Regions from separate parts of the Homo sapiens genome. Here region 1 is linked to region 2. A link is an interaction called in ENCODE POLR2A ChIA-PET data of the cell type or tissue named here. Cell type or tissue: IMR-90. All regions are shown on one strand. Each heading gives the region's core, and the rest is flanking DNA. Links, peaks and the distances in the headings are about the cores only.

What was found. Peaks named below come from ENCODE experiments on the same cell type or tissue, not always from the same donor. Only the 100,000 strongest peaks of a DNase experiment are listed, where the experiment ranks them.
Region 1: POLR2A ChIA-PET joins it to region 2 with 12 read pairs; 11 of 35 experiments call an interaction of 5 or more read pairs at or near these places.

What each region holds. Positions count from the first base shown.
Region 1 is chr5:139,592,152-139,608,523 of GRCh38, reverse strand. UBE2D2 (ubiquitin conjugating enzyme E2 D2) reads right to left here. Exons shown (of 7, transcript NM_003339.3): 2 at 8,089-8,152. Among named protein-coding and RNA genes, the nearest start is that of UBE2D2, 39 kb to the right of the region's middle. RefSeq lists enhancers at 4,412-4,912, 4,913-5,413. In IMR-90, for the core only: no CTCF peak of the experiment used is centred there; a DNase peak (open chromatin) is centred at 7,723; H3K27ac peaks cover 866 bases.
Region 2 is chr5:139,535,201-139,551,572 of GRCh38, reverse strand. It overlaps a transcript of UBE2D2 not described here. Among named protein-coding and RNA genes, the nearest start is that of UBE2D2, 18 kb to the left of the region's middle. RefSeq lists enhancers at 2,030-2,531, 7,980-8,541 and silencers at 8,017-8,106, 10,945-11,141. In IMR-90, for the core only: no CTCF peak of the experiment used is centred there; no DNase peak of the experiment used is centred there.

The sequences.
Region 1 (16,372 bases), core at 3,505-11,504, 57 kb before region 2:
CTTGACCCCCCAAACTGCTGGGAATATAGGCATGAGCCACCAGCAGTGCCCAGCCAGAATACCCAGAATACCCTTCTTTTTTTTCTTTCTTTTTTTGAGACAGTCTCACTTTGTCAAGGCTGGAGTGCAATGGCACAATCTGAGCTCACTGTAACCTCTGCCTCCCAGGTTCAAGCAATTCTCCTGCTTCAGCTTCCCAAGTAGCTGGGATTACAGGTGTGCAACACCTCACCCGGCTAATTTTTTGTATTTTTAGTAGAGATGGGGTTTTGTCACGTTGCCCAGACTGGTCTCAAACTCCTGAGCTCAGGCAATCCGCCCACCTTGGTCTCCCAAAGTGCTAGGATTACAGCCGTGAGCTACCACGCCGGGCCAGAATACCCTTCTTGATAGAAGATGGGGAAAAAAATAAATATTTTCAACTAATATTGCAATCTTTCATACCCACGCTACAAAAAGTTAGAGATACTCTAGCATATTGTATATTTAAGTTTTTTTTTTTTTTTCCCAAGAGACAGAGTCTCACTCTACTGCCCAGACTGGAGTACAGTGGCACAACTTTGGCTCACTGCAGCCTCAAACTCCTGGGCTCAAGCAATCCTCCCACGTCAGCCAACTGAGTAGCTGGGACTACAGGCAAGTGTCACCATGTCCTGCTCATTTTTTTAATTTTTATTTTTGTAGAGATCGGGTCTTGCTATGTTGCCCAAGCTGGTCTCAAACTCTTGGCCTCAAGCGATCCTTCTGCATTGGCCTACCAAAGTGCTGGGATTACAGGCATGAGCCACTGTACCATGCCGAACATTCTTACATTATTGTGAACTTTTAACTCAACATCATAGATGATCTCATCTGTAATCCATATCTATTTAATTTAGTAGATCATATCTGTTTAACATTCCAACAGGACTAAACATATGTAATCCATTGGCATTAAACTCTGAATAAAAACCTATTCACATTCTAATAACACTATGTTAATTTGTCTTCACTGTTATTAAGGTCAAATTCCATCATCAAAAAAATGAGCAAAAACACATACACAGGGCTAAGTCTTTAAAATAGCAGAAGGAAAAGGAAGAAGAAAATTACTAATGCAGCAACCAAGACAAATAATCTTTATGGCTCTCATAAAATGATCTAGAATCTACAGTACCAAAAAAAGGCAGAGAAAGAGAAACTAAAACCCATTCACATGAATGTAATTAAAGCATTTAAAGACCTACCATTTAAATCTTAATTGAGAATTTTGTCACACTGGTTGAATATAAAGATACCTACTAAAACCACTGATTTAGGTTACTCTCTGGAAGCCTTTCTAGACTCTTAGCTCTTATAGGCAGAAGTATAAATCAGAGAAGCTAGTGACAGAATACCAAACCTGCCTCACATTACAATGTTTTTAGAAATAGCTCAAGTAGGCTAGGCGTGGTGGCTCACGCCTGTAATCCCAGCACTTTGGGAGGCCGGGGCAGACCAATCACGAGGTCAGGAGTTCAAGACCAGCCTGGCCAACATGGTGAAATACCGTCTCTACTAAAAATACAAAAAATTAGCTGGGCGTGGTGGCAGGCACCCGTAATCCCAGCTACTTGGGAGGCTGAGGCAGGAGAACTGCTTGAACCCGGGAGGCAGAGGTTGCAGTGAGCCAAGATCATGCCACTACACTCCAGGGGGGCGACGATGTGAGACTCTGTCTCAAGAAAAGAGAAATAGCTCAAGAATTACTAGAGGTTCAAGTAAAAAGGACCCCCAAAATAGTTACTGAATGAAATACTGGACCATAAGCATAAAATATTGCTACATTTTACATAAACATCTGTTTCAAAAATCTTTCATTTAATGATCCATCTTAGGATTGATCAAAATTGACCAAAATAAAAAGTTTTGATAGTAAAAAACAAAAATAAGTTCCCAGCACTATGTTGGTTTAATACTATCAAACCAAATTACACAAACTGAAAGTTACATAATCTGTTTTATGAGAGTTTAAATGTGAAGTTCACAGATGAATGATTACTCTTTAGTATTCTGGATGAAGCCTTGAGGTTAAAAGGGACAGGCCGGGCGCAGTGGCTCAAGCCTGTAATCCCAGCAGTTTGGGAGGCCGAGGTGGGTGGATCACCTGAGGTCAGGAGTTCGAGACCAGCCTGGCCAACATGGTGAAACCCAGTCTCTACTAAAAATACAAAAAATTAGTCGGTCGTGGTGGTGCATGCCTGTAATCCCAGCTACTTGGGAGGCGGAGACAGGAGAATTGCTTGAACCTGGGACGCAGAGGTTTCAGTGAGCCGAGATTGCGCCACTGCACTCCAGCCCGGGCAACAGAGTGAGACTCCATCTCAAAAAAACAAACAAACAAACAAAACAGCAGGGGACAGTGAGAATATTTGATAGTATGAGACTGAATCCCCAGAGACCTACACTTGAATGCACAGATCTCAAGAGAGTCACATTTACCAACTGTTCAAAAGAAAAGAAAGCTGGGTGCGGTAGCTCGCAGCTGCAATCACAGGGCTTTGGGAGGCAGAGGCAGGAGGATCACTTGAGCCCAGGATTTCAAGACCAGCGTAGGAAACATGGTGAGACCCTATTGCTACAATTTTTTTTTTTAAATTAGCCAGGGGTGTAGGGGCATGTACCCATAGTCCCAGCTACTCAGGAGGCTGAGGTGGGAGGATCCCTTGAGCCCAGGAGTTTGAGGCTTCAGTGAGCTGCAATCGCGCCACTGCACTCTAGCCTGGGCAACAGAGTGAGCCCCTGCCTTTAAAGAAGACCAGAGGAGAGGAAGACGAGGGAGAAGGGAGGGAGAGAGGGAGGGGAGGAGGAGGGGGAAAGGAAGGGAGGGAAGAGAGAAGGAAACAGATATATGGCCATTAAATCTTCAGCTTATTTGTTTCTTTCTTTTCTTTTTTTTTTTTTTTTTTTTTTTGAGACAGAGTCTTGCTCTGTCACACAGGCTGGAGTGCAGTGGCGTGATCTTGGCTCACTGCAAGCTCCACCTCCCGGGTTCACGCCATTCTCCTGCCTCAGCCTCCTGAATAGCTGGGACTACAGGCACCTGCCACCAAGCCCGGCTAATTTTTTGTATTTTTAGTAGAGACGGGGTTTCACCATGTTAGCCAGGATGGTCTCAATCTCCTGACCTCGTGATCCGCCCGCCTCGGCCTCCCAAAGTGTTGGGATTACAGGCGTGAGCCACCGGGCCCGGCTGCTTACTTCTTTCAGGATGTACATTTCTTCCTGCTTACCAGATCTTTGCAGGAAAGTGAAAAAAAATTTACTAGTACATTAAAATCTGGATGTTTTAAAATAAAGCACAGATCTCTACTTTATTTTTATACTAAATATCAACATTAAAATCTGGATGTTTTAAAATAAAGCACAAGTCTCCACTTTATTTTTACACTAAATATCAATAACATGTGGTACTGAGGGATTTGGGTACCAGGATAGTCAAAAGGAGCTCAAAAGTTTCAAAAGGCCAACAGTTTCTCTCTTCCTTCTTCTAAGATTAAATTCTGACTCCTTATAACAAAAATAAAATGACAAAAGGACATTTAGCTATCCAATCATACTTGATGTACTCTTATGTGGGGTTCATCAGAAAGATCTGATCAATACTTGTTTTTTTTTTTTTTTTAGAGACTGGGTCTCAACCTGTCATCCAAGCTAGAGTATAGTGGCCAAATCATAGCTCACTGCAGCCTCAAACTTCTGGGCTCAGGTGTTCCTCCTGCCTCAGCCTTGTGAGTAGGTGGGACTACAGCCATGAGCCACCACTCCCAGCTAATTTTTAGTTTTAAAGATGGGGTCTTGCTTTGTTGCCCAGGCTGGCATAAAACTCCTGGCCTCAAGTGATCCTCCAGTCTCAGTCTCCCCAGTAGCTGGGATTACAGGCATGAGCCACTGTGCCTGGCTCTTCTTCACTGTAGTTTTGATTTGTATTTCCCTAATGACAAATGATGTTGAGCATCTTTTCGTGTGCTTACTAGCCATCTTATCTGGAGAAATGTCTACTCGGATCCTTTGACTATTTTTTAATTGGTTATTTATTTTTATACTGAGTTATAGGAGTTTTTAAACAGCTGGGTGGGGTGGCTCATGCCTGTAATTCCAGCGCTTTGGGAGGTAGAGGTGGGCGGATCACTTGAGGTCAGGAGTTCAAGACCAGCCTGGCCAACATGGTGAAACCCATCTCTACCAAAAATACGAAAATTAGCTGGGCGGCGGGGCACGTGCCTATAATCAGCTACTCGGGAGGCTGAGGCAGGAGAACTGCTTGAACCCACGAGGCGAAGGTTATAGTGAGCCAAGACCGCACCACTGCACTCCAGCCTGGGTGACAAAAGCGAGATTCCGTCTCAAAAAAAAAAAAAAAAAGTTTTAAAAATATACTGGATATATGTCCCTTATGAGATATATGACTTGCAACAATTTCTTCCATTCTATATGTTTTATCACTTTCGTGATGGCATCATTTGCAGCCTGTATATATTTAATTTTGATGAAGTCTAATAATATCTATTTTTTTCTCTTACTGATTAGCTTTGGGAGAGTTTGTTTGTTTTTTTGAGACGGAGTTTCAGTCTTGTTGCCCAGGCTGGAGTGCAATGGCGTGATCTCGGCTCACTGCAGCCTCTGCCTCCCGGGTTCAAGCGATTCTCCTGCCTCAGCCTCCCAAATAGATGGGATTACAGCTCCCACCACCACACCTGGCTAATTTCTTGTATTTTTATTTTTAGTAGACGGGGTTTCACCAGAGTTCAAGGCCAGACTGGTCTTGATTGAATTCCTGGCCTCAGGTAATCCACCTGCCTCGGCCTCCCAAAGTGCTGGCATTACAGGCGTACAGACGTGAGACACCACACCCAGCCTTTTTTTTTTTTTTTTTTTTTTTCGGAGACAGAGTCTCACTCTGTCACCCAGGCTGGAGTGTAGTGGCGGGATCTCGGCTCACCACAACCTCCGCCTCCCAGTTCCAACGATTCTCCTGCCTCAGCCTCCTAGGTAGCTGGGATTATAGGCAGGCGCCACCGCGCCCAGCTAATTTTTGTATTTTTAGTAGAGACAGGGTTTCACCATGTTGGCCAGGCTGGTCTTGAACTCCTGGCCTCCCAAAGTGCTAGGATTACAGACGTGAACCATCGCACTCGGCTGTGGGAGAGTTTTATTTAACTCTCCAAAGGGAACAATTTTTCAACCTGAGAAAGAAATGTATAGTGCTAACTATGGCAGAAGCAAAGCAAAGACAAATTACTTTAGCATGCTAAAGAAAACTTCAAAATTGAAATCAAATCCCCTGACTCCAACCACTTTTAATTAAAGATTTTCAGCCATTCTTAACTTGGAGGAATTTACCTAAAAGCACTTTTCCAACTGAATAGAAAGAGTACACTGATGTATGTGGCCCATATGATACAGTGGAAGGACAAACTAGAATCAGAAAACCTGAGAGTGAGTTCACATGGAGAATCTCCATGAGATTCTCATGGGACTTTTTTCTAAAACAATTTAAAATTTCTACTCCACTCACCTAAATGAGTTGTTGTAAGGCTTAAATGAGACAACGTGTGTAACAGCACTTACTAAATTATTTTGTATAGTTTAAGTACTTAGCCTGCCTTGTTTGGTACCAAATACTATAGTTACTCACGCTAGGTAAGTCAGAATATAATAATGTAAATGAGTTTTTTCATGACATGTACTTAGACTCATAATTTATAATATTTATCTATTTGTAAAGTAATCCTTGTGAAAGGGCCTTGCTTTGATTCTTCAGGATTTAGCAGACCAGACACATTCTTTTTTTCCGTTTTTTGTTGTTGTTGTTGTTGTTTTTGTTTTGAGAGAGTCTCGCTCCCGTTGCCCAGGCTGGAGTGCAGTTGTGCAACCTTGGCTCACTACAGCCTCAACTGCCTGGACTCAAGCGATCCTCCCACCTTAAACTCCTGAGTAGCTGGGGCTACAGGCATGCACCACCAGGCCAGGCTAATTTTTGTATTTTTTTGTAGAGAGAGGGTTTCACCATGTTGCCCAGGCTGGTCTCGCACTCCTGGGCTCAAGTGATCTGCCTGCCTCAGCCTCCCAAAGCACTGAGATTACAGGTGTGAGCCACTGGGCTGGGCCCAGACACAACATTATTAAGAAAAATCAGGAAAAAACAATTTGAGGCCAGGCGCAGTAGCTCACGCCTGTAATTCCAGAACTTTGGGAGGCCAAGGCAGGTGGATCACCTAAGGTCAGGAATTCAAGACCAGCCTCGCCAACATGGCGAAACCCCGTCTCTACTAAAAATACAAAAACTAGCCAGGTGTGGTGGCAGGTGCCTGTAATCCAAGCTACTTGGAAGGCTGAGGCAGGAGAATGGCATGAACCCAGGAGGCGGAGCTTGCAGTGAGCCGAGGTCACGCCACTGCACTCCAGCACGGGCAACAGAGTGAGACTCCATCTTAAAAAACAAAACAAACAAACAAAAAAATATTAAACATAAGCTAATTTAACCATGTACTCATTTTGGTCTGAATCTACATATTTACACAAGTGTTTGTAAGTATGCATACTTTAAAATATTTGTTAAATGTTACAAATTTTTTTTTCTTTTTTTTTTTTTTGAGAGTAAGTCTCACTCTGTCACGCAGGCTGGAGTGCAGTGGCACAATCTCAGCTCACTGCAACCTCTGCCTCCTGGATTCAAGCAGTTGTCTGCCTCAACCTCCCAAGTAGGTGGGATTACAGGCGCCTGTCACCATGCCTGGCTAAATTTTTTTCTATTTTTAGTAGAGGCGGGGTTTCACCATCTTGGCCAGGATGGTCTCAAACTCTGACCTCGTGATCCGCCCGCCTCGGCCTTTCAAAGTGCTGGGATTAGAGGCATGAGCCATGACGCCCCGTCCTGTTTTTATTTTTTGAGACAGCGTCTCACTCTGTCGCCCAAGCTGGAGTGCAGTGGCATGGTCCTGGCTCACTGTAAACTCTGCTACCCAGGCTCAGGCTAAAGCAAACCTCCCACCTTAGCCTTCCAAGTAGCTCGGACTACCAGCATGCACCAACATACCCGGCTAATTTTTTTGTGTGTTTTTTGTAGAGACAGGGCTTCACCATGTTGACCAAGCTGGTCTTGAACTCCTGGGCTCAATTGATTCACCTGCCTCGGTCTCCTAAAGTGCTGGGATTAGGGACATGAGCCATCACACCCAACCAAATGTTACAGTTTTTTGTGAATTAGTTTTACATCACATAGCATAGTCTCATTCAAATATCCCCTCTTTAAAAAAAGTTAAAAGACACTATATGGGAAAAAATTATGTTGAAATGAAGTGGAACAAAGAGGAAATTATCATCTAATGTATGCATTAAGATCATCTTTTTAGACAAAATTAAGCAGATAAATTGGACATTAAAAATAAAGACCTGCTTTTGGCCAGGTGTGGTGGTTCATGCCTATAATCCCAGCACTTTGGGAGGCCAAAGCGGGCGGATCACCTGAGGCCAGGAGTTTGAGACCAGCCTGGCCAACATGGCGAAACCACGAATCTACTAAAAATACAAAAATTAATCAGGCGTGGTGGCATGCACCTGTAATCCCAGATACTCGAGAGGCTGAGGCACGAGAATCACTTGAACCCAGGAAGCAGAGGCTGCAGTGAGCTGAGATCACGCCACTGCACTCCAGCCCGGGCTTGACAGAGCGAGACCCTGTCTCAAGAAAAAAATAAATAAAGACCTGATTTCGCAAGTATGAGTCAGTAGAAAGTCAGACACAGACACACATACTATCATCCTTAGTATTATCTTACTCAAGAATAATAGCTAGTTGTAGGTAAAAGCTTAAATATTTCACTCCAGGAAAATACCCAGAAGGGATGAAGGTAAGGTAGGAGAGGACTAGAACAACTACATAGCCAATACCTGGCAGAAGATTCAAAATGTAATGAACAACACAGATGATAATGGGATGAACATAGAGTTGCTCCCTTCATGGGCCACTAAGGGTTAAACACTGCCTCTTCCCTATACCATAATTGTTTCTTCACACAAAATAACCACTGTTATGCTATTACTCCATTATTCCTTTTAAATACTTACTATCATCTCCAACAGGACCTGCTGAACACTGTGCTGGAGGGTCCCGTGCCAGATCATTCAATTCCTACAGAAAAAAGAAAGAAAAGAAATATATTCAACATAAATGTACCTTTTATCCATTACTAAAGTTTATATTGTTACCAATATTCTCTGTCCTGCTGGTGAAACTCTCTTAAGAGCATTCCTTCAGAGTAAGAGATGAGTAGATTGGTGAATCTTTAAGGTATTTTGGATTCTTCAAGGCAATGTGTATTTTTTTAAAGTGGGTCATTTTTGCTTTGTTCAGAGCTTAGCAAATAAATACAATCAGGAAGGTAAAACATGTGTCATGTATTATGGGCCGGGCGTGATGGCTCACACCTGTAATCCCAGCACTTTGGGAGGCTGAGGCGGGCAGATCACTTGAGGTCAGGAGTTCGAGACCAGCCTGGCCAACAAGCCTGTCTCTACTGAAGATAGAAAAAATTAGCTGGGCATGGTGATACATGCCTGTCATACCAGCTACTCAGGAGGCTGAGGCAGGAGAATCCCTTGAACCAGGGAGGCGGAGGTTGCAGTAAGCCAAGATTGCACCACTGCACTCCAGCCTGGGTGATAGAGCGAGACTCCATTTCAAAAAAACAAACAAACAAAAAACATGTATTATGTATTAAAGAGCCAAAAATACTGTTTTTTTTGTTTGTTTGTTGTTTGTTTTTTGAGACGGAGTCTTGCTCTGTCGCCCAGGCTGGAGTGCAGTGGCGCAATCTCAGCTGACTGCAAGCTCCGCCTCCAGGGTTCACGCCATTCTCCTGCCTCAGCCTCCCGAGTAGCTGGGACTACAGGTGCCCGACCCAAACGCCCGGCTAACTTTTTGTATTTTTAGTAGAGACAGGGTTTCACCGTGTTAGCCAGGATGATCTCAATCTCCTGACCTGGTGATCCGCCCACCTTGGCCTCCCAAAGTGCTGGGATTACAGGCGTGAGCCACCGCGCCTGGCCAAAATTGTTTTAATGTAAACATTTCATTTATTATTTTTCAAAAAAAAAATTTAAGGCCAATTTTTGTACCTCAAAACTATTAGGTTACACTTGGGACAAGCTCCTAAAGTCATAAATGTTCCAAAATTATACTGGACCATCTGACAAGTTGATATGCTTTCAGTGGAAGTCCACTACCAGGGTTCTAAAAGTAGAAAAAACTTTGAAGGAATATATTTTAGGCTGGGCACAGTGGCTCATGCTTGTAATCCCAGCACTTTGTGGGGCCGAGGTGGGAGGATCACCTGACGTCAGGAGTTCGAGACCAGCCTAGCCTGGTGAACATGGTAAAACCCCATTTCTACTAAAAATACAAAAATTAGCCGAGCGTAGTGGGTGCATGTCTATAGTCCCAGCTACTCGGGAGGCTACAGCAGGAGTATTGCTTGAACCCAGGAGGCAGAGGTTGCAGTGAGCCAAGATCATGCCACTACACTCCAGCCTGGGACAACAGAACGAGACTTTGTCTCAAAAAAAAAAAAAAAAAAAAAAAAAAGGAATATATTTTAAAAGGCTGACTGAAGTAATAAAAGCCACCATAGAGCTTTGTAGTTCCCAGGAGCGATGGCTCACACCTGTAATCCCAACACTTTGGGAGGCCAAGGTGGCGCCAATCACTTGAGGCCAGGAGCTTGAAACCAGCCTGGCCAACATAGCAAGACCCCATCTGTACTAAAAAAACACAAAATTAGCTGGGAGTGGTGGCACACGCCTGTAATCCCAGCTACTTGAGAGGCTCAGGCAGAAGTAATGCTTGAACCCAGGAAAGGGAGGTTGCAGTGAGCCGAGATCATGCCACTGCACTCCAGCCTGGGTGACAGAGGGAGACTCCATCTCAAAAAAAAAAAAAAAAAAAAAAAAAAGGCTTTGTAGTCAGAGATTGGTCTACCTGGAATAATGCTTTACAACCAGTTACCAGCTTCTCAGCTTTTTAAACATAAAAGCCCAGAAACTTGAGACTTGTTATTGGGTGAGGATGCCTGAAAAATCACAAGGCAGGAAATCATACTATATTCCATTTCCCCTCAGCTTGGTTTTTGAGACAAAAAGAAAGTTCTCAAGAAGAACTAGTTTTGATTATACTTTAAAACTACAAGAGTAAAAACAGTAAAGTCTAAGATTTTTTAAATCCAAAACCATTTAGACTCTTATGTCGTTTCATCCTGTCTGTAAGCTTGGAGTACACAAAGCATAAAGTACAGAAATAAAGTTTGAAAAAGGGCCAGGCACAGTGACTCATGCCTGTAATCCCAGCACGAGGCTGAGGCAGGCAGATCACGAGGTCAGGAGATCGAGACCATCCTGGCTAACATGGTGAAACCCCATCTCTACTAAAAATATAAAAAATTAGCCAGGCATGGTGGCGGGTGCCTGTAGTCCCAGCTACTCGGGAGGCTGAGGCAGAAGAATGGTGTGAACCCGGGAGGTGGAGCTGGCAGTGAGCCAAGATCACGCCACTGCACTCCAGCCTGGGCGACAGAGCGAGACTTCGTCTCAAAAAAAAAGAAATAAAGTTTGAATAAAAAGAAGGCTCTGGATTGAGATAACGATTAACTTACTCAAATATCTCAAATTTTAGATTTTATGTCTCTAAAATAGAGATTTTCTGCCCATCTCAAGAAAAAAAGTAATAGCCTACTGTATAGTTCCCATTCTCAAATATTACTGACAGCACAGGTTGGTATAACTAAGAACACCTGGCTTTATTTAAGACATTGCTATAGCAACAGGTTGTTAATTAAAATATAACTTGAATTTAACAATTTAACAATTGAACAATTCTGAAGTCCTGCCATGTTCATTAAGTGGAATTTTACTTTTGATTTCGCTTTAATCTTTTGCCCCTTTCAAACTGAGTTACTTTTTTCCATGCTGAATAACATCAAGGTTTTTAACTCAAGAGCTAAGATTTATCTAAGCAGAATACAAGATCCATCAGTCCATTTCAGGAGCCAATATAATTTTAAAACCCTAAGCCAAACTTAGGCTAATAGACATTTAACACACTCATTCAACACTTCCTTGGCTGATGGCACTGATACAGCTGAATCTCAAAAGCATACTGCTAAGTGAAAGAAGCCAGACATAAGGCTACATGATGTATGATTCCATTTATATGACATTCTAGAACAGGCAAAACTATAGTGACAGAAAGCAGATCCATGGTTCCAGTGGCTGGAGGGAGTTGGAGGGGGGAATAACTATAAAAGAGACATGAAGAAAATTTGAGGAGTGATAGAAATGTTCAAAATCATTATTTTGGTAGAGATTGGACAACTATATTTGTCAAAACTCAAATTGTACACTAAATGTTACTGTAATACCCTATCTCAAAGTTGTTTATTATTTTTTTTAATGTAATTTTTTTTTTAGATGGAGTCTTGCTCTGTTGCTCAGGCTGGATGCAGTGGCACGATCTTGGCTCACTGCAAGCTCCGCCTCCCGGGTTCACGCCATTCTCCTGCCTCAGCCTCCTGAGCAGCTGGGACTACAGGTGCCCACCACCACGCCGGGCTAATTTTTTTTGTATTTTTAGAAGAGATGGGGTTTCACCGTGTTAGCAGGATGGTCTCGATCTCCTGACCTCGTGATCTGCCCACCTCGGCCTCCCAAAGTGCTGGGATTACAGGAGTGAGCCACCGCACCTGGCCTATTATTATTATTATTATTATTTTAATGCAGAGACAAGGTCTCACTATGTTTCCCAGGCTGGTGTCTAATGCCTAGACTCAAGCGATCCTTCCGCCTCAGCCTCCCAAAGTGCTGGAATTACAGGTGTGAGCCACAGTGCCTGGCCAGTTTTTTATTCTTAAAAGTACATTTGGGCTGGGCACGGTAGCTCACACCTGTAATCCCAGCACTTTGGGAGGCCAAGGCGGGTGGATCACAAGGTCAGGACTTCGAGACCAGCATGACCAACATGGTGAAACCCCATCTCTAAAAAAAATACAAAAATTAGCTGGGTGTGGTGGCGCACACCTGTAATCCCATTTACCGGGGAGGCTGAGGCAGGAGAATCGCTTGAACCCAGGAGGCGGAGGTTGCAGTGAGCTGAGATTGTGACACTGCACTCCAGCCTGGGTGACAGAGCGAGACTCTGTCACACACACATACACACACACAGGACATTCAGATTCAGAAACAGATCTTTTTTAAAAAAGAAAAAGCACGTAACTATCCATCTTTACATGTGCATAAAATATCTCCCAAGAATACACAAGAAACGCCAGGCACAGGGGCTCATACCTGTAATCCCAGCACTTTGGGAGGCTGAGGTGGGCGGATCATGAGGTCAGGAGTTCGAGACCAGCCTGGCCAACATGCTGAAACCCCATCTCTACTAAAAATACAAAAATTAGCCGGGCATGGTGGCGCGCGCCTGTAGTCCCAGCTACTCGGGAGGCTGAGGCAGGAGAATTGCCTGAACGAGGGAGGCGGAGGTTGCAGTGAGCCCAGATCTCACCGCTGCACTCCAGCCTGGGTGATAGAGTGAGACTCTGTCTCAAAAAAAAAAAAAAAAAAACAACAAAAAACAAAAAAAAAACCCACAAGAAACTAGTTAATAAATAATTGCCTTTAGGAAGGAAAGCTTAGGGGTGAGAATGAGAACTATATATATTGCTTTTACACATTTTGAATTTTATAAAAGTGTGTATATTGCCCATTTGAAAAATAAATTACCCTTTAAAATTTTCTTTTTCTTTTTTTAACCAACTGGGTCTGTGCAAGAATTATCCTGACTGTAAGTGTGGATTAAAATAGCTGTTAAAAATTGTCATCATGGCTGGGCACAGTGGCTCACCTGAGGTCAGGAGTTCGAGACCAGCCTGGCCAACATGGCGAAACCCCATCTTTACTAAAAGTACAAAAATTAGCCAGGCGTGGTGGGGGCTCCTATAATCCCAGCTACTCAGGAGCCTGAGGCAGGAGAATCGCTTGAACCCAGGAGGCAGAGGTTGTAGTGAGACAACATCGTGCTACTGCACTCCAGCTTGGGTAACAAGAGCGAGACTCCGACTCAAGGAAAAAAAAAAACTGTCATTTGGGGTGTAATCTAAATAGTGAAAACCCAATTATGGCAAATAAACATACAATCTATAAAACTGATATCTCTACATCATGATGAAAACTGAAGTTGAATCTTAAAATTTAATAAAGGCATCGATCTAGTCGGAACATGTGGGCAGAAAAAAATAATACCCAAATATATAAGGCTGTGTTTTAACAGTTGGCTTTAAACGTATACATTAATTTCAACTTTCTATTTTATGAGAAAGAACAATAGGGAAATAAAGTACAGCCAGCCCTCTGTGTCTATGAGTTCCACCAATTGTGGGTCAAATACACTGGGGAAAAAATGATGTCTGTACTGAACATGTGCAGACTTCTTTGGTCATTATTCCCTAAACACCACAGCATAACAACTATTTACAGAGCACTTACACTGTATTAGGTTTTATAAGTAATCTAGAGATGACTTAAAGTATACAGGAAGATGTGTACAGGTTATACGCAAATACTATGCCATTTTATATCAGGGACTTGAGCATCTGTAGATTTTGGTATCCATGGAAGGACCTGGGACCAACCTTTCATGGATACTGAGGCAGGAATGTATATATAATTATGTTTAGAAAAAAGTGATGGGGTAAGGAACTTTGACAGTTAAAGTAGAACATTCTCAATTTATAAAAAGATTATTGACCGGGTGCGGTGGCTCACACCTGTAATCCCAGCACTTTGGGAGGTCGAGGTGGGTGGATCACCTGAGGTCAGCAGTTCAAGACCAGCCTGGCCAACATGGTGAAACCTGGACTGTACTAAAAATACAAAAATTAGTCGGGTGTGGTGGTGTGTGCCTCTAATTCCAGCTACCCAGGAGGCTGAGGCAGGAGAATCGCTAGAACCCGTGAGGCAGAGGCCACAGTGAGCAGAGATCATGCCACTGCACTCCAGCCTGGGCAATAGAGACTGTGTCTCAAAAAAACAAAATTTTTTAAGGAAAAAAAGAAAAAAAACAGATAATTAAAGTAGAACACTGAAACTTTGAAAGCCTAAGACATATATATATATCACAACACTATAGCAAAAAGAAACCCTCTAAATTCCTTGAGGGGAAGGCATCCTTCAAGGGATGTGCAGATTTCCCTTTCACTATATCCTTGAGTAGGCAACTTAAGCTATTAGTTGGTAAAAATTAACGCTTCTTTACAAGCTATTTTTAAACCACCCTCCTTCCCCAATCATAACAATTATGAAACAAAATAAAAATAGCATGGGAAAGATTTGTTTACCCTGTTGGTCCTCACCCTATGGTGTAAGGTGAAAGGAACAAGATGGGAAACTGAGAGAGGTTATAATTAACTTTGTAGAAAAATGGCTCTAAAGTCAAGTTTTAGTAGTCTGAATATTGCTATACAAATCGAGGCTCTTTGGTGGTTAAAATCACACTATGAAAATATTTAAACAAAGATTATGATTCATAGCATTGTAATTTCAGGGCTAGGCACGGTGGCTCATGTCTGTAATCTCCACACTTTGGGAGGCTAAGGTGGGAGGATGGCTTGAGGCCAGGAGCTCCAGACCAGCCTGGTCAACACAGTAAGACTCTATCTCCACAAAAAAAATTTTTTTTAATTAGCCCAGCATGGTGGAGAGAGCCTGTAGTCCTAGCTACCTGGGAGGCTGAGGTAGGAGGATTGCTTGAGCCCAGGAGTTCAAGGCTGCAGTGGATCGTGCCACTATACCCCAGCCTAGGTAACAAAGTGAGACCCCATCTCTAAAAAAAAGTACATATTTTAATATATCTTTTAATGTTACATGTTACATATGTGTTTATTACATACATCAATACCTATTTGTGTGTTATATATAACAATGTATATATAACAATGTATACATTGTTACATATTTTACATATTAAAACATATATTAAAATATGTATGTATATATAAAATTTCAGGGTCATAAGAGATCATTTAGACCTATTCCCAATTTTATAAGAAAACAAAATACAAAGTATCTAACCCAAGGGTAAGGACTTGAGTGTTCTGCTGTACCATGGTTCTTTAAATCTGGATCTAAAATATTAGAAATGTACAAGTTAGAAATGTCTGAGAATCGGCCAGGTGCAGTGGCTCATGCCTATAATCCCAGCACTTTGGGAGGCCGAGGTGGACGGATCACAAGGTCAAGAGATAGAGACCAGCCTGCCCAACGTGGTGAAACCCTGTCTCTACTAAAAATATAAAAGTTAGCTGGGCGTGGTGGCGCTTGCCTGTAGTCCCAGCTACTCAGGAGGCTGAGGGAGGAGAAATACTTGAACCCGGGAGGCGGAGGTTGCAGTGAGCCGAGATCACACCACTGCACTCCAGCCTGGGTAACAGAGCGAGACTCTGCCTCAAAAAAAAAAAAAAAAAGGAAAAAAGAAATGTCTGAGAATCATGTTAATTTGGGAAATTAAGCTGAACCTCTTTTAAGATTACTGAAACTCTTTTAAGATTACTGAAATGCAGCCAAGCGTGGTGGCTCATGCCTGTAATCCCAGCACTTTGGGAGGCCAAGGTGGGTAGATCACGAGGTCAGGAGATCGAGACCCATCCTGGCTAACACAGTGAAACGCCATCTCTACTAAAAATACAAAAAATTAGCCGGGCATCGTGGCACGTGCCTGTAGTCCCAGCTACTCGGGAGGCTGAGGCAGGAGAATCGCTTAAACCCAGGAGGCAGAGGTTGCAGTGAGCCGAGGTCGTGCCACTGCACTCCAATCTGGGCAACAGAGCAAGACTCCATCTCTCAAAAAAAAAAAAAAAAAAAAAAGATTACTGAACTGCAAAGAAACAACAGTTAAACCAGTAGTTCTCAAAACTGAGATACTGACACAGCAGGATCACCATCACAAGGAAGCTTATTAGAAATGCAAATTCACAGGCTCTACCCCACAACTACCAGGTCAGAAACTCTGAGGTGGAGCCAAACTGTTCTAACAAGGCCTCAAGGAATTATAATGCACACCAGAGCTCATTACTTTTATGTCTGATGAGTTAAAAAGCATCAGAGATAAAAGGTGATACTAGAAAACTCACTACCAAGAAGATTTGAGGGGAAAGCACGGGAGGGCAAAGGGCAAAATGGCACAAACTGGAAAAAGAGATGAGACTTAGAAGGCCAAGGTGTGTTCCAGGTTTTCATTTTTTTCCTTTTTCTTTTTTTGTAAGACAGAGTCTTGCTTTGTCGCCCAGGCTAGACTGCAGTGGAGCAATCT
Region 2 (16,372 bases), core at 3,343-11,342:
AATTCATGAAAAAACACTTTATATTCACAGGTTTTGGGTAAGACAGTAGCTCCCTTAAAACACACACACACTCTTCATGGTATGTCACAGAACTACAGTCTACACTCAGTGCAAAGGGTTTCAAAATCCAGTAGGAAGGACAAATATTGTCCCTCTTCTGTCCTTGGAGAAGATATTGTGCAAGTGTGGAGTTCTCCTGGAGAAATATTCTTTTTTTTTCTTTGAGATGGAGTTTCACTCTTGTTGCCCAGGCTGGAGTGCAATGGCACGATCTTAGCTCACTGCAACCTCTGCCTCATGGGTTGAAGCAATTCAAGACCTGCCTTAGCCTCCTGGGTAGCTGGAATTACAAGCACCCACCACCACATCCAGCTAATTTTTTGTAATTTCAGTAGAGATGGGGTTTCACTATATTGGCCAGGCTGGTCTCGAACTCCTGACTTCAGACAATCCACCCGCCTCAATCTCCCAAAGTGCTGGGATTACAGGTGTGACCTCCCCCCTCCCCCGCCGGTGAAATATTCTAAAAGGAGAATAAGATGGTATGCACACTTGTGCTTTTTCCCATACCAAGGTCAGTGGTGCTGAGAGCCGTGTAGTACAATGATACTGTGGTGTATCTGGAATTGGTGGGTTCTTGGTCTCACTGACTTGAAGAATGAAGCCCCAGACTCTCATGATGAGTGCTACAGTTCTTAAAGATGGTATGTCCGGAGTTTGTTCTTTCTGATGTTCAGACGTGTTTGGAGTTTCTTCCTTCTGGTGGATTTGTGGTCTCACTGGCTTCAGGAGTGAAGCTGCAGACTTTCACAGTGAGTATTACACCTCTTAAGGCAGCGCGTCTGGAGTTACTCATTCCTCCCATGGGTTCATGGTCTCGGTGGCCTCAGGATTGAGGCTGCAGAGCTTCACGAAGAGTGTTACAGCTCATAAACTCAGTGTGTACCCAAAGAATGAGCAGCAGCAAGTTATCTCAAAGATCAAAAAAACAAAACTCCCATAGCGTGAGCGTGGAAGAGAACCTGAGCCAGTTGCCACTACTAGCGCAGGCAGCCTGCTTTTATTCCCTTTTCTGACCCCACCCACATCCTGCTGATTGGCCCATTTGCAGAGAGCTGATTGGTCCATTTTACAGAGCGCTGATTGGTCCATTTTACAGACAGCTGATTGGTCTGTTTTGACAGGGTGCTGATTGGTGCATTTACAATCCCTGAGCTAGACGCAGAGTGTTGATTGCTGTATTTACAATCCTCCAGCCTGAGGTAAAAGTTCTCCAAGTCCCCACTAGATTAACTAGACACAGAGCACTGATTGGTGCATTTACAAACCTTGAGCTAGACACAGGGTGCTGATTGATGCGTTTACAAACCTTGAGCTAGACACAGACTGCTGACTGGTGTGTTTACAAACCTTGAGCTAGACACAGAATGCTGATTGGTGTATTTACAATCCTTTAGCTAGACATAAAGGTTCTCCAAGTCCCCACTAGATTAGACACAGAGCACTGATTGGTGCATTTACAAACCTTGAGCTAGACACAGGGTGCTGATTAGTGTGTTTACAAACCTTGAGCTAGACACAGAGTGCTAATTGGTGTATTTACAATCCTTTAGCTAGACATAAAGTTTCTCCAAGTCCCCACCAGATTAGCTAGATAGAGTGCTGATTGCTGCATCCATGAACCCTGAGCTAGACACAGAGTGCTGATTGGCGCATGTACACTCCTCCAGCTAGACATAAAAGTTCTCCAAGTCCCCACCCAACTCAGGAGCCCAGCTGGCTTCGCCTAGTGGATCCTGTGCTGGGCCGGGGCGGAGTTGCCCGCTAGTCCCGCTCTGCGCAGCTGCACTCCTCAGCCCTTGGGCGGTCGATGGGATGGGGCGCCGCGGAGCAGGGGGTGGCGCCCCGTCGGGGAGTCTCCAGCCCCGCGAGCTCACGGTGTAGGGGGAGGGTGTTCAGGCATGGCGGGCTGCAGATCCCTAGCCCTGCCCTGCGGGCAGGTGCTGAGGCCCGGCAAGAATTTGAGCGCAGAGCAGGTGGGCCTGCAGTGCTGGGGGACCCAGTGCACCCTCCACAGCGGCTGGCCAGGGTGCTAAGCCCCTCACTTCCTGGGCCCACGGCGCCAGCCGGCCGCTCGGAGTGCGGGGCCGCCAAGACCCCGCGCACCCGGAACTCGCGCTGGCCCTCGAGTGCCATGCGCGCAGCCCCAGTTCCTGCCTGGGCCTCTCCCTCCACACCTCCCCGCAAGCAGAGGGAGCTGGCTCCGGCCTCAGCTAGCCCAGAGAGGGGCTCCCGCAGTGCAGCGGCGGGCTGAAGGGCTCCTCAAGCGCAGCCAGAGTGGACGCCGAGGCCGAGGAGGCGCCCAGAATGAGTGAGGGCTGCTAGCACGTTGTCACCTCTCAGTGGTTTAGAACCAGGGCTTTTAAGACCGGGCACAGTGGCTCACACCTGTAACCTAGCACTTTGGGAGGCAGAGGCAGGCAGATCATGATGTCAGGAGTTCGAAACCTGCCTGACCAACATGGCAAAACCCCGTCTCTACTAAAAATACAAAAAATTAGCTGGGCATGGTGGCACGCGCCTGTAATCCCAGCTACTCAGGAGGCTGAGGCAGGAGAATCGCTTGAACCCGGGAGACGGAGGTTGCAGTGAGCTGAGATCGCACCACTGCACTCCAGCCTGGGCAAAAGAGTGAGACTCCATCTAAAAAAAAAAGAAAAAAAAAAGAACCAGGGCTTTGAAGTCAGTGGGTTCAAGCCCTACTCTGCTATTTATTAGGCCATACTGTGAAGTTTGGACAAGTTACTTGACTTCTTGAAACCTGGTTTTTCTCATTAGTAAAATGGAGATAATGTTAGCATATTCATAGATTGTGAGGTTAAATAACAAGTGGTGTGTATAAAGTTCGTGGTGTGAAGGAAATGCTCGATAAATATTGATAATGACGATAATGATGATGATGATGATTTTTGTGAGAAAAGAGGGATTATAAAAGACTGCTCCTAGCCAACCTTTTGCCCATGAGGGAAATCTACAAGCTCAGTCCTTGTGAAGCTGGGGTTTTGGGTTCCCAGAGGCCTCAACCACTCCTTTTCCTGTGATCTTGTGGCTGGGATGACAGTGCATCAGCAGAGGATGGATCGTTTCCTGCAGGCTCAGCCCACACTCCGTGTAGCAATCTTGGGGGATTTCTGTCTGGAAAACAGTCTGGCGGTTCAATCCACAGACAGTCCCCCAACCTTCCTCTATATCTTATAGAGGAGGTGGGAAAACGAGGAACACTTGAATGAGAGGCCGTGCATATATGAGTTGCCTACAAAATCTGTCATTTTTGGAGGTATTATTTGAAGGGAACGTTTATTTATTTATTTATTTATTTTTTTTTTTTATTTTTTTTTTTTTTTTTTTTGAGACGGAGTCTCGCTCTGTCGCCCAGGCTGGAATGCAGTGGTGCAATTGTAGCTCACTGCAACCTTGATCTCCTGGGCTCAAACCATCCGCCTGCTTCAGCCTCCTAAAGTGCTAGGATTACAGGCGTGAGCCACCACACCCAGCCATTAAATTTATAATGAAACTTTGGCCAGGCTCGGTGGCTCACGCCTGTAATCCCAACGCTTTGGGAGGCTGAGGCTGGCAGATCACCTGAGGTGGGGAGTTCGAGACCAGCCTGGCCAGCATGGTGAAACACTGTCTTTACTAAAAATACAAAAATTAGCTGGGCGTGGTGGCAGGCGCCTGTAATCCCAGCTACTCAGGAGGCTGAGGCAGGAGAATCACTTGAACCTGAGAGGCAGAGGTTGCAGTGAGCCAAGATCACACCATTGCACTCCAGCCTGGGCAACAGAGCGAGACTCCGTCTCAAAAAAAATAAAAAAATAAATAAAATAAAATTAGCCGGGTGTGGTGGCAGGCACCTGTAATTCCAGCTTCTAGCTACTCGGAAGGCTGAGGTAGAGAACTGCTTGAACCCAGGAGGTGGTGGTTGCAGTGAGCCGAGATCATGTCACTGCACTCCAGCCTGGGTGACAGGCAAGACTCCATCTCAAGAACAAAAAAAAAAGCCAGGCATGGTGGCCCACGCATGTAATCCCAGCACTTTGGGAGGTTGAGCTGGGTGGATCACGAGGTCAAGAGATTGAGACCATCCTGGCCAATATGGTGAAACCGCGTCTCTACTAAAAATACATGGCATTTTCTGTTCTTGTCTTTACAAATTACCCCCTGACTCATGATAGATACATGACTTGGCCACATCCTTTGCTGTGTGAGCCACTTTTTTTTTGAGACGGAGTCTCGCTCTGTCACCCAGGCTGGAGTGCAGTGGTGCGATCTCAGCTCACTGCAAGCTCCGCCTCCCAGGTTCACGCCATTCTCCTGCCTCAGCCTCCCGTGTAGCTGGGACTACAGGCGCCCGCCACTACGCCTGTCTAATTTTTTTGTATTTTTAGTAGAGACGGGATTTCACCGTGTTAGCCAGGATGGTCTTGATCTCCTGACCTCGTGATCCGCCCGTATCAGCCTCCCAAAATGCTGGGATTACAGGCGTGAGCCACCTTGCCCGGCCGGCAGGAGAATCTCTTGAAGCCGGGAGAAGGAGGTTGCAGTGAGCCAAGATGACGCCATTGCACTCCAGCCTGGGTCACAAGAGCAAAACTCTGTCAAAAAAAAAGAAAGAAAGAAAAGAAAGAAAGAAGGAAAGAAAGGAAGGAAGGAAGGAAGGAAGGAAGGAAGGAAGGAAGGAAGGAAGGAAGGAAGAAAGAAAGAAGAAAGAAAGAAAGAAAATTTAAGGCCAGGCACGGTGGCTCACGCCTGTAATTCCAGCACTTTGGGAGGCTAAGGCAGGTGGATCACTTGAGGTCAAGATTTCGAGACCAGTCTGGCAAACATGGTGAAACTCCATCTCTACTTTAAAAAATACAAAAATTAGCTGGGCGTGGTGGTGCATGCCTGTAATCCCAGCTACACATGGGGCTGAGGGAGAATAATCACATGAACCTGGGAAGTGGCGGTTACAGTGAGCTGAGATCTCACCACTGTACTCCAGGCTGGGTGACAGAGCAAGACTCTGTTTCAAACAAAAGAAAATTTAGGCCAGGCACAGTCGGCTCACGCCAGTAATCCCAGCACTTTGGGAGGCCGAGGCAAGTGGTTCATGAGGTCAGGAGTTCAAGACCAGCCTGGCCAATATGGTGAAACTCTGTCTCTACTGAAAATGCAAAAATTAGCCAGGCAGCCAGGCTCAGTGGCTCATGCCTGTAATCCCAGCACTTTGGGAAGCCAAGGAGGGCGGATCATGAGGTCAGGAGTTCAAGACCAGCCTGGCCAACATGGTGAATCCTCGTCTCTACTACAAATACAAAAATTAGACGGGCATGGTGGTGGGCAGCTGTAATCCCAGCTACTTGGGAGGTTGAGGCAGGAGAATCGCTTGAAGCCAGGAAAAGGAGGTTGCAGTGAGCCAAGATCACGCCATTGCACTCCAGCCTGGGTCACAAGAGCAGAACTGTCTCAAAAGAAAAAAATAAAAAGAAAGAAATAGAATTTAAGGCCAGGCACGGTGACTCATGCCTGTAATCCCAGCACTTTGGGAGGCTGAGGCGGGTGGATCACTTGAGGTCAGGAGTTCGAGACCAGCCTGGCCAACATGGTGAAACCCCATCTCTACTTAAAAAAATACAAAAATTAGCTGGGCATGGTGGTACATGCCTGTAATCCCAGCTACACAGGGGGCTGAGGCAGAATAGTCACTTGAACCTGGGAGATGGAGGTTACAGTGAGCAGAGATCACACCACTGTACTGCAGCCTGGGCGACAGAGCAAGACTCTGTTTCCAAAAAAAAAAAAATGTAGGCTGGGCTCAGTGTTTCACGCCAGTAATCCCAGACCTTTGGGAGGTCGAGGCGAGTGGATCAGGAGGTCAGGAGTTCAAGACCAGCCTGGCCAAGATGGTGAAACTCTGTCTCTACTAAAAATACAAAAATTAGCTGGGCATGGTGGGTGGTGCCTATAATCCCAGCTACTCGGGAGGCTGAGGCAGAGAACTACTTGAACCCGGGAGGCGGAAGTTGCAGTGAGCCTAGATCATGCCATTGTGCTCCAGCCTGGGCAACAGAGCGAGACTCCACCACAAAAAAAAATTAAAAAAAAAAAAGAAAATTTAAAATCTGGTAACACGCAATAGTAAAAAAAAAAAAATAGAAGACAAAGCTGAGAGCAGTGGCATATGCTTATAGTCTCAGCTACTCTAGAGGCCGAGGCAGGAGGATACCTTGAGTCCAGGAATTCAAGTCCGGCCTGTGCAACATAGAGATCCCTATCATATCTAAAAATAATAAAATTGAAGACAATCTATCCATCAATTGGGAAAAGTTAATTAGATTACCATAATTAATACTATGGAATACTATTCCACCATAAAAAGCGTGAGTTAGATCGAGTTAGATCTGTATGTCCCTATGGAAGAACTACCACAGCATTGTTGAGTTAAGAAAGCAGGCCAGGTGCAGTGGCTCACGCCTGAAATCCCAGCACTTTGGAAGGCCGAGGCGGGTGGATCACGAGGTCAAAAGATCGAGACCATCCTGGCCACCATGGTGAAACCCCATCTCTACTAAAAGTACAAAAAAAAATTAGCCGGGCGTGGTGATGCACACCTGTAGTCCCAGCTACTTGGGAGGCTGAGGCAGGAGAATCGCTTGAACCTGGGAGGCAGAGGTTGCAGTGAGCCGAGATCGCGCCACTGCACTCCAGCCTGGCAAAAGAGCAAGACTGTCTAAAAAAAGAAAAAAAAAAGCAAACTACAGTATAAAGTGGGTTACAGAAAGTCTCAATGATGTATTCATATGTAAAAAATTAAAGGAGCTGCACACTTAAATGTGCACTATTTATTGTAAGTTATACCTCAATAAAAGGTTTTCTTTAATCTTCATAAAATTTTGGGGTGTGTGTGTGTGTGTGTGTGTGTGGTTAGAATGCAGTAGCTTGGCAGGGCGCAGTGGCTCACGCCTGTAATACCAGCACTTGGGAGGCTGAGGTGGGTAGATCACCTGAGGTCAAGAGTTCAAGGCCAGCCTGGCCAACATGGTGAAACCCTGTCTCAACTAAAAGTACAAAAAAATTAGCTGAGCATTGTGGTGGACGCCTGTAATCCCAGCTACTTCGGGAGGCTGAGGCAGGAAAATCGCTTGAACCTGGGAGGTGGAGGTTGCGGTGATCCGAGATCGCGCCATTGCACTCCAGCCTGTGCGACAAGAGCAAAACTCTGTCTAAAAAAAAAAAAAAAATTGCAGTGGCTCACACCTGTAATCTCAGCACTTTGTGAGGCTGAGGTGGGAGGACTGCATGAGTTCCAGACCAGCCTGGGTAACGTCTCAAGACCTCATCTCTATTAAAAAAAAAAAAAAAGAAAGAAAGAAAAAAGATCTAGACAGATGAGTAACACATTTTTAACAGCAGTTACTTAGTTATCCCTGTGCAATTGCATGAGAAAGTGAAGGAAGATTCTTTCACTTTTTGCTTTATACTCTGTCACATTATTTACAGTTTAAATAAGCATATTTTGCTTTTGTTATCAACAACAAAGAAATAGAAAAAAATCCTTTGTCTTCTGTGGGGTTCCCTAAATCACTCCATTGACATTCCTGCTGCCTTCAATGGCTCTCTGTGGGAAAAGAAAATGAAGTGAACACCTGTCAAAGGCTTCATGCAAATTGTGCCTACTCCAGATAGTGTGATTGCTGATTTCCCTCTAATTTACATTAAGGAAATTGAACTTTTGGTTGAAGTCGGTCTTCTTTGAAGAAGGAAGCAGACGACATTTAATGCTATGGGCCTATTGTCACTTCAGCACTGCTCTCAGGAAAGAATTGGGATCTGGTGGCGAAGACCGGCGTGAACCGTATCACTTTTTAAATGCCTAAAGGCTGGTTTTGAGAGGCCCGAGTCGCTAGTGAGAAAGCTGCCTCTGCAGCCAGGCCCCTCCCTGGCGGCCCGAGGCTCCGTCCGGTCCCCCGTGTCGTCGCCGGGGCAGCTGGCGCCCTCCGGCGGGGTAAGGCCAGGACCAACCAGAACAGCGCCCTTCCTCTGCAGCCCGCCTACTGACGTGCAATCCAGGATCTACGTGGGTATAGAGGGAAGCTGGGCCCACGGAAGGCAGAATGGCCAAAGAGATGGATATAAAGTGGAGCGGGGAAAGGAGGACACCCTAACAGTTTGGCAGCTCACTGTGCCAAGCGTTCATCTTCCAGAATAATGTAACTAATGTAGGGTATATGTTCTCCATTAGTTCATAAAGGAGGGGTGTCACACAAAGTTTACCTTCTTCCCCCAGCCCCATGAAAATTTCTTTAATATTTTTGTTTAATTTAAAAAGTAACATATGCCAGGCACGGTGGCTCACGCCTGTAATCCTAGCACTTTGGGAGGCTGAGGCAGACGAATCACGAGGTCAGGAGTTCGAGACCAGCCTGACCAACATGGTGAAACCTCGTCTCTACTAAAAATACAAAAATTAGCCAGGCATGGTGGCGCGCGCCTGTAGTCCCAGCTTCTCAGGAGGCTGAGGCAGGAGAATCGCTTGAACCTGGGAGGCAGAGGTTGCAGTGAGCTGAGATCAGGCCACTGCACTCCATCCTGGACGACAGAGCGACTCCGTCTCAATGAACAAATAAAAAGTTACATATGTTTGTGTAAACTATTAAAACAACACAGAAACAAACCCATACAGTTGGCTTATTTTACTTAGCATGATGTCTTCTAGGTTCATCTATGTTGTAGCATGTGTAGAATTTATTTCCTTTTTAAGTCTGAATTATATGGATATTTATTATGTTTATCCCTTCATCTGCTGATGGACACTTGGGTTACTTCTACCTTTTGGCTATTGTGAGTAATGCTGCTATGAACCTGAGTGTTCTATAAAGAACTTTTATTTGTCAAAACTATGTCATGCCATGCCAGGCGTGGTGGCTGACCCCTGTAATCCCAGCACTTTGGGAGGCTGAGGCAGGCTGATGATTTGAGGTCAGGGGTTTGAGACCAGCCTAGCCAACACGGCAAAACCCCATCTCCACTAAAAATACAAAAATTAGCCACATATGCTTGCTTGAACCCAGGAGGCGGGGTTGCAGTGAGCCGAGATCCTGCCACTGCACTCCAGCCCAAGGTGAAAGAGTGAGACTCTATCTCCACAAAACAAAACAAAACAAACTGTATCATGCCATAGGTTAACAAAATAGTAGGTTAGGGAGTTTCTCTTAATAGAATTCTTCCAGGCTGAGTGTGGTGGCTCATGCCTGTAAGCCTGTTTCTCTACCACTCTACCTTCCCAGGAATAACTATCACTAACAAATGGTACTCGTGAATTCACACTTTTTGTTGTTGTTGTTGAGATGGAGTCTCGCTCTGTCGCCCAGGGTGGAATGCAGTGACACCATCTCAGCTCACTGCAACCTCCGCCTCCCAGGTTCAAGCAATTCTCCTGCCTCAGCCTCCTGAGTAGCTGGGATTACAGGTGCACGCCACCATGCCCGGCTACTTTTTGTATACTTAGTAGAGATGGGTTTTTGCCATGTTGGCCAGGCTGGTCTTGAACTCCTGACCTCAGGCGATCTGCCCACCTCAGCCTCCCAAAGTGCTGGGATTACAGTTGTGTGCCACCATACCCGGCTAATTTTTGTATTTTTAGTAGAGACAGGGTTTCACCATGTTGGCCAGGCCAGTCTCCAACTCCTGAACTCCAGTGATCCGCCATCCTCAGCCTCCCAAAATGCTGGGATTACAGGTGTGAGCCACTGAGCCCGGAGACTTTTTATTTTTATTATTTTTTTTTTGTAGGGTTGTTCTAGTTATGTTGCTCAGGCTAAACTCCAACTCCTGGAGTCAAATGATCCTCCCACCTCAGCTACTGAGTAGTTCTGACTACAGGTGCCAGCATTGAGCCCTATGTGTACCTTTTTTTTTTTTTTTTTTTTTTGAAATGGAGTCTAGCTCTGTGGCCCAGGCTGGAGTGCAGTGGCCCGATCTTGGCTCACTGCAACCTCTGCCTCCTGGATTCAAGCAATTCTCCTGCCTCAGCCTCCTGAGTAGCTGGGATTACAGGCGCCCACCACCATGCCTGGCTAATTTTTGTATTCTTAGTAGAGACGAGGTTTCACTGTGTTGGCCAGGCTGGTCTCGAACTCCTGAACTTGTGATCCGCCCACCTCGGCCTCCCAAAGTGCTGGGATTATAAGCGTGAGCCACCATGCCCGGTCCCCCCGCTTTTTTTTTTTCTTCGAAACAGAGTCTCACTTTGTGGCCCAGGCTGGAGTACAATGGCCAGATCTCAGTTCACTGCAACCTCCATCTCTCAGGTTCAAGTGATTCTCCTGCCTCAGCCTCCCAAGTAGCTAGGATTACAGGCACATGCTACCACGCCCAGCTAATTTTTGTATTTTTAGTAGAGACAGTGTTTCACCATGTTGGCCAGGCTGCTCTCGAACTCATGACCTCAAACAATCCACCCGCCTTAGCCTCCCAAAGGGTTGGGATTACAGGGATGAGCTACCGTGCCCAGCTGCATCCAGACTTTTTTTTTTTTGAGACTGAGTTTTGCTCTTGTCGCCCAGGCTGGAGTGCAGTGGCACGATCTCGGCTCACTGCAACCTCCACCTCCAGGTTCAAGCAATTCTCCTGCCTCAGCCTCCCGAGTAGCTGGGACTACAGGTGCCTGCCACCATGCCCAGCAAATTTTTTTTGTATTTTTAGTAGAGATAGGGTTTTGCCATGTTGGGCAGGCTGCTCTCGAACTCCTGACCTCAGGTGATCCGCCCACCTTGGCCTCCCAAAGTGCTGGCATTACAGGCATGAACCACCGTGCCTGACCCAAACTTTTTAATGTAAATATTGTATACACAAATATAGACACTGTATGTCATAGTGGTTAAGAATACAGGCTAACAATCAAACCTGCACATTGGTTTCCTCTAAGGTATACTGGGATAATAACAGATAATTAGATAGCTATTATTCTTTTTTTTTTTTTTTTTGAGATGGAGTCTTGCTCTGTCGCCTAGGCTGGAGTGCAGTGGCACAATCTTGGCTCACTGCAAGCTCCACCTCCCGGGTTCACGCCATTCTCCTGCCTCAGCCTCCCGAGTAGCTGAGACTACAGGCGCCCGCCACAACACCCAGCTAACTTTTTTTTAAACAAAGATGGGTTTATGTCACATAGAAGGTTATGTCGATGTACTATTTAAATGTTATTTTTAAAAATATTTATAGATTCACTGGAACTAGCAAAAATAGTACAGAGAGTTCCAGTGTTCCCTTCATCCATTTTCCCCCAATGGTTACATCTTATATAATTATAGTATAGCCCGGCGTGGTGGCTCATGGCTGTAATCCCAGCACTTTGGGAGGTCGAAGCAGGCTGATCACCTGAGGTTGGGAGTTTGCGACCAGCCTGGCCAACATGGTGAAACACCATCTCTACTAAAAATACAAAATTAGCCAGGCGTAGTGGTGCATGCCTGTAATCCCAGCTACTCGGGAGGCTGAGGCAGGAGAATCGCTTGAACCCAGGAGGCGGAGGTTGCAGTGAGCCGAGATTGTGCTATTGCACTCCAGCCTGGGCAACAAGAAAGAAACTCCGTCTCAGAAAATATATACATAGTACAATGTCAAAACAAGGATATTGTCCGGGCACAGTGGCTCACACCTGTAATCCCAGCACTTTGGGAAGCTGAGGCAGGTGGATCACTTGAGGTCAGGAGTTTGAGACCAGCCTGGCCAACATGGCGAAACCCAACACGATATCTACTAAAAATACAAAAATTAGCCAGGCATGGTGGCGGGCACTTGTAGTTCCAGCTACTTGGGAGGCTGAGGCAGGAGAATCGCTTGAACCCGGGAGGCAGAGGTTGCAGTCAGCCGAGATCGAGCCACTGCACTCCCGCCTGGGTGACAGACGGTGATCCCGTCTAAAAAAAAATAAATTAGGAAATTGATGTTGGTACAATGTGTGTATATAGTTTTATACCATTTTATCATATGTACAGATTCCCGTAACCATCACCATAATCAAGATACAGAACTATTCTATCACCACAAAGATCTCCCTCATGTCATCTCTTTAGAATCACACACATACACCCCTATCTCCCTAAGCCCTGGCAATTACTAATGTATTTTCTGTCTATAATTTTGTCATTTTGAGAATGTTATATAAATGGAATCATATAGTATGTGACCTTTTGAGATTGACTTTTCTGGCCAGGTGCGGTGGCTCATGCCTGTAATCCTAGCACTTTGGGAGGCCGAGGCAAGTGGATCATGAGGTCAGGGTTTCGAGACCAGCCTGACCAACATGTTGAAACCCCGTCTCTACTAAAAATACAAAAATTAGCTGGTCGTGGTGGTGGGCGCCTGTAATCCCAGCTACTCAGGAGGCTGAGGCAGGAGAATTACTTGAACCCGGGAGGTGGAGGTTGCAGTGAGCTGAGATCGCACCACTGCACTCCAGCCTGGGCGACAGAGCGAGACGCCATCTCAAAAAAAAAGAGATTGACTTTTCTCAGTCACGTAATTCCCTTGAGATCCATCTAAATTGTGTGCGTCAACATTCGTCCCTTTTGTTGCCAACTAGTATTTCATTCTGCAATGTACTTAAACATTTTTTTATTGTAGTAATATACATATAATGAAAATGCTTTTTTTTTTTTTTTAGATGGATTTTGCTCTTGTTGCCCTGGCTAGAGTGCAATGGCATGATCGCTCACCGCAACCTCCGCCTCCTGGGTTCAAATGATTCTCCTGCGTCAGCCTCTGGAGTAGCTGGGATTACAGGCATGCGCCACCATGCCCGGCTAATTCCTTTGTATTTTTAGTAGAGACAGGGTTTTTCCATGTTGGTCAGGCTGGTCTTGAACTCCTGACCTCAGGTGATCTGCCCGCCTCGGCCTCCCAAAGTGCTGGGATTACAGGCGTGGGCCACTGTGACCAGACTCTGTTTTATATATATATATTTTACCAAGGGATTCTACCCACATTGGTAGAATCCCTCAGTATTTGTCTTTTGGAATACTGGCTTATTTTACTTAGCATGATGTCTTCTAGGTTCATCTATGTTGTAGCATGTGTAGAATTTCTTTCCTTTTTAAGTCTGAATTATATGGATATTTATTGTGTTTATCCCTTCATCTGCTGATGGACACTTGGGTTACTTCTACCTTTTGGCTATTGTGAGTAATGCTGCTATGAACTTGAGTGTTCTATAAAGTACTTTTATTTGTCAAGACTATGTCATGCCATGCCAGGTATGGTGGCTCACCCCTACAATCCCAGCACTTTGGGAGGCTGAGGCAGGCTGATGATTTGAGGTCAGGGGTTTGAGACCAGCCTAGCCAACATGGCAAAACCCCATCTCCACTAAAAATACAAAAATTAGCCACATATGCTTGCTTGAACCCAGGAGGCGGGGTTGCAGTGAGCCAAGATCCTGCCATTGCACTCCAGCCCAAGGTGAAAGAGTGAGACTCTATCTCCACAAAACAAACAAACAAACAAACAAAAAAACTGTATCATGCCATAGGTTAACAAAATAGGGAAGGTTTCTCTTTTTTTTTTTTTTGAGACGGAGTCTCGCTCTGTTGCCCAGGATGGAGTGCAGTGGCACGATCTCAGCTCACTGCAAGCTCCGCCTCCCGGGTTCACATCATTCTCCTGCCTTAGCCTCCCCAGTAGCTGGCACTACAGGTGCCCACCAACACGCCCAGCTAATTTTTTGTATTTTTAGTAGAGAAGGGGTCTCACCGTGTTAGCCAGGATGGTCTCAATCTCCTGACCTCGTGATCCGCCCACCTTGGCCTCCCAAAGTGCTGGGATTACAGGCGTGAGCTACCACGCCTGGCCAGAAAATTTCTCTTAATAAAATTCTTCCAGGCCGAGCATGGTGGCTCATGCCTATAATCCCAGCACTTTGGGAAGCCAAGGTGGGTGGATCACCTGAGGTCAGGAGTTTGAGACCAGCCTAGCCAACATGGTGAGACATGGTGAGAACCACTGCACTCCAGCCGGGGTGACAGAGCGAGACTGTCTCAAAACAAAACAAAGCAAAATTAATAAAAGTGATTGTGGCAATGGACAAACAACTCTGTGAATATACTAAAATCGATTGAATCGTACTTTTTAAATGAGTGGATTGCATGGTATGTGAATTTTATCTCAATAAAGCTGTTAAAAATGATATTTAAGAAGCATAACAATCAATCACAATGTATGAACCCTGTTTACATTCCGCTTCAAAAAACTATTAAAAATGAAGTTTATAAGACAATTGGAAATTTGAACAATGACTAGATATTTGAGCATATTAAGGGTATATTACTTTTTGTTGTTTTTTTTTTTTTTGTGAGACAGAGTCTCGCTCTGTCTCCCAGGCTGGAGTGCAGTGGCATGATCTCAGCTCACTGCAAGCACCGCCTCCCGGGTTCATGCCATTCTCCTGCCTCAGCCTCCCGAGTAGCTGGGACTACAGGCATCCGCCACCATGCCCGGCTAATTTTCTTTTTGTATTTTTAGTAGAAACGGGGTTTCACCATGTTAGCCAGGATGGTCTCGATCTCCTGACCTCGTGTTCCGCCCGCCTTGGCCTCCCAAAGTGCTGGGATTACAGGCGTGAGTCACCTCGTCCAGCCTGGGTTTACTACTTTTTAAAGCATGATAATAATACTGTGTATGGTTATGTTTACAGATGAAATGATATCTTGGATTTACTTCAAAATAATATAAAAGGTAAGCAAGTGGGCCGGGTGCGGTGGCTCACACCTGTAATCCCAGCACTTTGGGAAGCTGAGGTGGGTGGATCACATGAGTTCAGGAGTTGGAGACCAGCCTGGCCAACAGGGTGAAACACAGCCTCTACTAAAAATACAAAAATTGCCGGGCAAGGTGGCTCACACCTGTAATCCTAGCACTTTGGGAAGCTGAGGGGGGTGAATTGCCTGAGCTCAGGAGTTCCAGACCATCCGGGACAACAGGGCGTCTCTACTAAAATACAAAAAATTAGCCAGGTTTGGTCACGTGTGCCTGTATTCCCAGCTACTCAGGAGGCTGAGGCAGGAGAATTGCTTGAACCTGGGAGGCAGAGGTTGCAGTGAGCCAAGATTATGCCACTGCACTCCAGCCTGGGCTACAGAGTGAGACTCTGTCTCTAAAAAATAAATAAATACACTTTGGGAGGCGGAGGCGGGCGGATCACTCAAGGTCGGGAGTTCGAGACCAGCCTGACCAATGTGGAGAAACCCTGTCTATACTAAAAATACAAAATTAGCTGGGCATGGTGGCACATGCCTGTAATCCCAGCTACTCCGGAGGCTGAGGCAGGAGAACTGCTGGAACCTGGGAGGTGGAGGTTGTGGTAAGCTGAGATCACGCCATTGCACTCTAGCCTGGGCAACAACAGCGAAACTCAGTCTCAAATAAATAAATAAATAAATAAAATAATAAATAAATACATAAATAAAAATACAAAACTTAGCCGGGTGTGGTGGTGGGTGCCTGTAATTCCAGATACTTGGGAGGCTGAGGCAGGAGGATCACTGGAACCTGGCAGGCAGAGGTTGCAGTGAGCCGAGATCACGCCACTGCACTCCAGTCTGGGCAACAGAGCGAGACTCCATCTCAAAAAAAAGAAAAGAAAAAAATGTAAACAAGTGGAAGTATTAATGAAACAAGACTTCTCACAGTTAGTAATTGTTGAAGCTGGATAAGGAGTGCATGAGAGCTCACTGTAATACATTTCCTCTACCTTTGTATATGTTGCAGATGTTCCATAATAATAAAAATGTATATCATAAATATCTTTTGTGTCAATACATGGAAACCTGCCTCATGCTCTTTGATAGGGGCATAGCCTTCCATATTTATTTAACTAATTCTCTATTAGAGAACTTTTGAATTTTTTTTTGAGATAGTGTCACTCTGTCACCCAGGCTGGAGTGCAGTCGTGTGATCTCGGCTCACTGCAACCTCTGCCTCCTGGGTTCAAGCAATTCTCCCGCCTCAGCCTCCAAAGTAGCTGGGATTACAGGCGTCTGCCACTGCATCCGGCTGATTTTTGTTTTTTTGTTTTTTGTTTTTTTTTGAGACGGAGTCTCGCTCCCAGGCTGGAGTGCAATGGCGCGATCTCGGCTCACTGCAACCTCTGCCTCCCAGGTTCAAGCAATTCTCCTGCCTCAGCCTCCCATGTAGCTGGGACTACAGGTGCCCGCCACCATGCAAGTCTCTTTTTTTTTTTTTTTTTGTATTTTTAGTAGAGACGGGATTTCACCATCTTGGCCGGGCTGGTCTTGAACTCCTGACCTCGTGACCCACCTGCCTCTGCCTCCCAAAG